Linked DNA regions of Homo sapiens: region 2 is linked to region 1. A link is an interaction called in ENCODE POLR2A ChIA-PET data of the cell type or tissue named here. Cell type or tissue: A673. All regions are shown on one strand. Links, peaks and the distances in the headings refer to the core of each region. The heading gives the core; the rest is flanking DNA.

Region 1 (2,906 bases), core at 194-2,693:
TTGATCTCCTGACCTTGTGATCTGCCCACCTCGGCCTCCCAAAGTGCTGGGATTACAGGTGTGGGCCACTGCGCCTGGCCCGGGCTCGTGCGCTGCTTTTCTATCTGGTTCTTCTTGTTATTCCACTTGCGGTTGGATGGGGAGATATTCCACTTTCCCTTAGGAACTCTTGTCCCTGCACAGACCATTTTAGCTATTCTGAGCACATCACAAGCATACTCCTCTGGGGTGAGAATATATAGCCTCTGGGCTTTTTCAGAATTGCTCCTTCTGCTACTCTGGAAGCTAACGTGGAATGATTGCTTGAGTCCAGCAGTTCAAGGCCAGCATGGGCAACAAAGCAAGAACCTGTTTCTTTAAAAAAAAAAAAAAAAAAAAAAAAAGGCGGGGGGAGCAGGCATGGTGGCTTACACCTGTAATCCCAGCACTTTGAGAGGCCGTGGCAGGAGGATCACTTGAAGCCAGAGCTCAAAACCAGCCTGGGCAACTTAGTGAGCCCCCATTTCTACAAAAAATAAAAACAATTAACTGGGCATGGTGGTACACACCTGTAGCCTCAGCTACTCAGGAAGCTGAGATGGGAGGATCCCTTGAGCCCAGGAGTTTGAGACTGCAGTGAGCTATGATGGTGCCACTGGCGCCTGGGTAACAAAGCAAGACCCTGTCTCAAAAAAAAAAAAAAAAAAAAAAAGGAGCTGGGCATAGTGGCATGTGCCTGTAAATGAAAGGCATCATTTCATGCAAGCTCCTCTGAGCCCAGGAGTTCCAGCCTAGCCCAGGCAACAGGGCAAGACCACGTCTCAAAAAAAAAAAAAGTACTCTTTCCACCTAAAATATATTCAGGTCATTTGAGTTCAGTTTGAGTTCAGCTACGAGAATTATTTAGTTGAGTGAGTGTCAGAGCTGGGATTTTCAAATCTGCCCTTACTGGTATGTTGCTTTACACACCCTCTTACGTAAATCAAACTAGGATTCCACCCTGGGAGGTTTGCATAGAGGGCTGTTCTTGTAGAACTTGTGCTCATGCTTTGATTTGGGATTTGGGGAGTTAGGGCAAGCCAGAAAGTTTTTCTGGTGGATAATAATGTGGGTTGACTTTCTTAAGCATTTTAAGCCAAGCACTTGAGTTTCTAACAACTAAAAAGCTAAGTCAGCCTGACACAGCTCTAGCGCGCCCTGGCTTGATTCTGTTCATCCCCAGGGGGAGACTTGCCTTTGTTCCAGTCCTGCTCTCCCAAGCCAGCTTACTGTAGTTTTCCAGCAATTCTGAGAAGCAGTATTTTTTACTGCTGATTAGAACCTTAACATGGAAATGGAAAGTTTGTGTAGCATGTAACATTATTAGAAGGGAAAACATGACTATATGATTAGATACATATTGATTTTATGCAATATGTTTGCATAAAATCTCTTCAGTAGTAACTTGGTTAAATTATTCACATTGACTCAGCATAATTTCTCCCTTGCTAAATCTCAGACTAAAGCAATCAATTTGTTCCTGCAAGAAAGTCTGATGGTAGGCTTTCCTTGTAACTGAGCCCCATAGAAAGAGGAAGCAGCTGCAACAAAGTTGAAAAGGATGCCTGTCACCAAGGTTCTTTTAAGGGAGCCATTGTGTGAAGTTCTACTTGTGAAATTTCTGCAAGTACTGTTTGTTCTCCAAAATCCAGCTTTCCGTTGAAAGTCAATGAAACATCTCTAAAATGCAGACATACCCAGGTTCATTGGGAACACAGTCACTGTGAGTATACATGATTATGTCCTGCTAACCCTATTGGGAAAGAATGCTGGGCTTGGCCCTAGTAAGTAGACTTGGGTTAAAGTTCACCTCCGCCACTAACTAGCTGGGAAGTTCAACTTCCCTGAGCTGAGTTTGTCACGTTAGAGAATATTAATAAATATGAAAATTGTGGAGCAGTCTTAAGTTTAAAAGGAACTTTCATGGACATTAGCTCATTTTGCTGTGCCCACCCTGGGAAGGAAGCAGGACAGGCAGGCAGTGGCATCCCTGTCGTCAAGCAGCCTGAGGACTGCTGTGAGCCTCTGGAGCAAGGCAGGAGTTTGAGGAGGCTCTCAGTCCTTTTGTCCTTTTTTTGAGACAGAGCATCATTCTGTTGCCCAGGCTGGAGTGCAATGGCATGATCTTGGCTCACTGCAACCTCTGTCCCCCACCCTTACCACTGGGTTCAAGCAATTCTTAGGCCTCAGCCTCCTAAGTAGCTGGGACTACAGGATGCACCACCACGCCCAGCTAATTTTGGGGGGGTTTTTTTTGAGACGAGTTTCACTCTTGTGGTCCAGGCTGGAGTGTAGTTGCGTGATCTCGGCTCACTGCAACCTCTGCCTCCTGGGTTCAAGTGATTCTCCTGCCTCAGCCTCCCGAGTAGCTGGGATTACAGGCGCCCACCAACACGCCTGGCTAATTTTTTGTATTTTTAGTAGAGACGGGGTTTTGCCATGTTGGTGGTCTCAAACTCTTGACCTCAGGTGATCCACCCGCCTCGGCCTCACAAAGTGCTGGAGTTACAGGTGTGAGCCTGTGTGTCCTTTCTATTGAGGCTTCTCTCCACATTTTCTGATCCTCAGTCTCCTTATTTCCTGTAAGGCTGAGGTCCCAAATCCAGCCTGTGAAAGAGAAATGCCAGCAGAGGCAGCACCCAGCACAGGATCTATTATTGCAGCATGCCCTGTGGTCAGGGCCTTCAGTAAAAGCCCACAGACCCTGACTACTTTCTGGCGGACTCTGGAGGAAGGCCTTAACCACAGACAAAAGGACAAGGACAGTGCTGTGGAGGGACTGCTGGCTGCTGCAGCGTGAAGAGAATAGGGAATGCACTCTACAAAAATAAAAAAGCATAAAATTGGAAAAAATATATACCAAAAACATTTCAAGGTTCTGGACATCA
Region 2 (2,906 bases), core at 87-2,586, 100 kb after region 1:
CCTGTTTTTTAGCTTTGTTAGAGTGGATCTGGATAATCTTTAATCTAGGGATCATTTGACCTCTGGTCTCTCCTGAATGCCCTGTGAGGACACTCCAGTCTGGCTGCTTGGGACTCATGATTCCCCTGAGAGTTCTAAGAAATGTCAGCTCCTAGCTTCTTCTTCACTGTGGAGTTTCACCCTATGCATGCACAAATTTTAGTATTCAGCAGAGACCTGAGGGAACCTCCAGACAGATTTCTGGACCACTTTTTCTGCATAGCTCTTTCTTTCTGAAGTCTGTCCTGCAGCTTTCAGCTGCCTTGGCCTCCCTGAACTCTGATCTCTGTCTCTTCAACTTAAGTGGGTGGCGTGCTCTGCTGGGGATCCCCGTCTCTCTCCAGGGCCTGAAATGTGTCTCCTGGCAGGAAGCCAGAGTGATTTTAGGGCCCAAGTAATTTGTTTCTCTGCTTTCAGGGATCGTAGTCCTGCACTGCCTGCTGTCCAATGTGTACACACAGTGGTTTTATTTATTTGGCTTAGTTTTCTAGTTGTTTACAGTGGGAGGGCAAATCTGTTCCCTATCACTCCATCATGACCCGAAGTGGAAGTGCATTGGTTGACTTTGAGCAGAGGAGTGACATGAAATAACTTATCATCTCCTCTAATCCCAAATGTGAGGTGGTGGTATTATTCCCGTTATTCCCATAGATGAGGAAACTGAGGCTCAGAGAGGTTGAGCAGCGTGCCCCCAAATCACTGAGTTCTTAATGCCAAAGCTTGTGTACTTTCTGTCATGCCACTGCATCTCAAAGGATATTGGTGGGATCGAATCTTATTCTTCCCAGCAGAGAACTACACAGACTGGCTTAGGACCTATCTGGAGTCACAGTCACCGGGCAGATGCAGGATGGGTTCTCCTATCTGAAGTCGCAGTTACTGGGCAGATGCAGGATGGGTTCTCCTAGACCTGGAGCTTTCGCCAGTTGCTCAAATCTGTGAGCTGCTTGTGAGGTTGTTCTTTGTTGGACAGCAGGTCAGGATCTGGGAACGCCTTCCAGTTGGGGAAGGTCAGCGCCTTGGCAGCAGGAGTGAGAGCACCTTTGTCTCTACCAAAAGAAAAGCATTTCTCTCTCTGCCGCCGTAGTCTTTGCCTGACTTGTTTTTTTAAAGCAGTTTTCTGCTTTTGCTTTCTTCTCTTCCTGCTCTCCCCATTCAGGCCTCTAAGGATCCTGGGCATGGATTGCCTTAGGTCCTTTTCTTACATCGTTACAATAGATGCCTGTGGGTGGTTTCTAAGCCTTTTTTTTTTTTTTTTTTTCTGAGACAGTCTTACTCTGTTACCCAGGCTGGAGTGCAGTGATGTGATCACAGCTCACCACAGCCTCAACCTCCTGGGCTCAGTTGATCCTCCCACTTCAACCTCCTGGGTAGTTGGGACTTACAGGCATGTGCCACCATGCGTGGCAAATTTTTGTATTTTTTAGTAGAGACAGGGTTTTACCATGTTGCTCAGGCTGGTCTCGAACTCCTGGGCCCAAGCGATCCTCCCACATCGGCCTCCCAAAGTGCTGGTGTGAACCACCATGCCCGGCCTTGTTTTTTTTTTTTTTTTAATCATGGACTACTCTGTGAAGATTTCCAGGATCAGTTGGAGATGAGGTTTTGCTATGTTGGCCAGGCTGGTCTTGAACTCCTGACCAGGTGATCTGCCTGCCTCGACCTCCCAAAATGCTGGGATTACAGGCGTGAGCTACTGTGCCCGGCCTGCTTCGATTGTTTAAACAGCTAGCATGGTGGAAGATTTTAAAAAAATGTTCACAGGGTAGGCCATGATTAAAAAAATAAAAAAAAGGCCAGGTGTGGTGGCTCACATTTGTATTCCCAGCTTCATACTGGGACTGTGGCTCTGGGAAGCCATGACTTGAGGAATTTGGAGTGTTGCTGTTTCAAATTCCATGGTAGGAATATGCATACACATGCACCCTTTTTTTCTTTTTGAGACAGAGTCTTGCTCTGTTGACCAAGCTGGAATACAATGGCACCATCATAGCTCACTGCAATCTCTGCCTCCTGGGATCAAGCGAGCCTCCTGAGTAGCTGGGACTATAGGATGCACCACCACACCCGGCTAATTTTTAAATTTTTTGTAGAGATGGGGTCTCGCTGTGTTGCCCAGGCTGGTCTCAAACTCCTGGCCTTAAGGGATCCTCCCATTGTACCCTCCCAGAGTGCTGTGCTGGGTTTAAGGTGTAAGCCACACTTGGCCATGCTCCTTTTTTTTTTTTTTTTTTTTTTTGGAGACAGAGTCTCACTCTGTCACCTAGATTGGAGTGCAGTGGCATGATCTCAGCTCACTGTAACCTCCGCCTCCCGGGTTCAAGCGATTATTGTGCCTCTGCCTCCCGAGTAGCTGGGACTACAGGCATGCACCACCACACCCAGCTTATTTTTGCATTTTTTTTGTAGAGACGGGGTTTCGCCATGTTGGCCAGGCTCATCTCTAACTCCCGGCCTCAAGTGATTCGCTCACCTTGGCCTCCTGAAGTGCTGGGATTACAGGCATGAGCCACTGCACCCGGCCGGCCATGCTTCTTATATGCTTTGAATATCCTTGGCAGAATATATAAGGAACCAGCGTCAGTGTGGGTCCCCTAGGGTTGGAATGAGAGGGAAGCTTTCTTTTTTACTTTTAATATTGAATTTTCTAAAACAATTCATTTACATGGCTTATAATTTAAAAGGTACTAAAGGGTTTATGATGAAAGAGACTTATTTGGCACTGTGTACTGTTTGAAGTTTTTCCCTCTGGTAAATACTAGCTATTCAAGGGATGAACTAATTTTAAGAGCAGTTCCTTGGTGGAAACAATTCATAGTGATTAGTTTTATTTTAGGAAGAAAGTTTTGGGTTAAGTCAGAATGGGG

The links. ChIA-PET counts read pairs that join two places held together with the same protein. Peaks named below come from ENCODE experiments on the same cell type or tissue, not always from the same donor. Only the 100,000 strongest peaks of a DNase experiment are listed, where the experiment ranks them.
Region 2: POLR2A ChIA-PET joins it to region 1 with 11 read pairs; 9 of 35 experiments call an interaction of 5 or more read pairs at or near these places.

Annotation. Positions count from the first base shown.
Region 1 is chr1:10,386,768-10,389,673 of GRCh38, forward strand. No RefSeq gene overlaps it. Among named protein-coding and RNA genes, the nearest start is that of PGD, 11 kb to the right of the region's middle. RefSeq lists an enhancer at 1,490-1,669. In A673, for the core only: no CTCF peak of the experiment used is centred there; DNase peaks (open chromatin) are centred at 1,204 and 1,464; H3K4me3 peaks cover 461 bases; H3K27ac peaks cover 2,500 bases.
Region 2 is chr1:10,489,420-10,492,325 of GRCh38, forward strand. The region is part of intron 1 of PEX14 (peroxisomal biogenesis factor 14); the gene reads left to right. Among named protein-coding and RNA genes, the nearest start is that of PEX14, 16 kb to the left of the region's middle. In A673, for the core only: no CTCF peak of the experiment used is centred there; no DNase peak of the experiment used is centred there.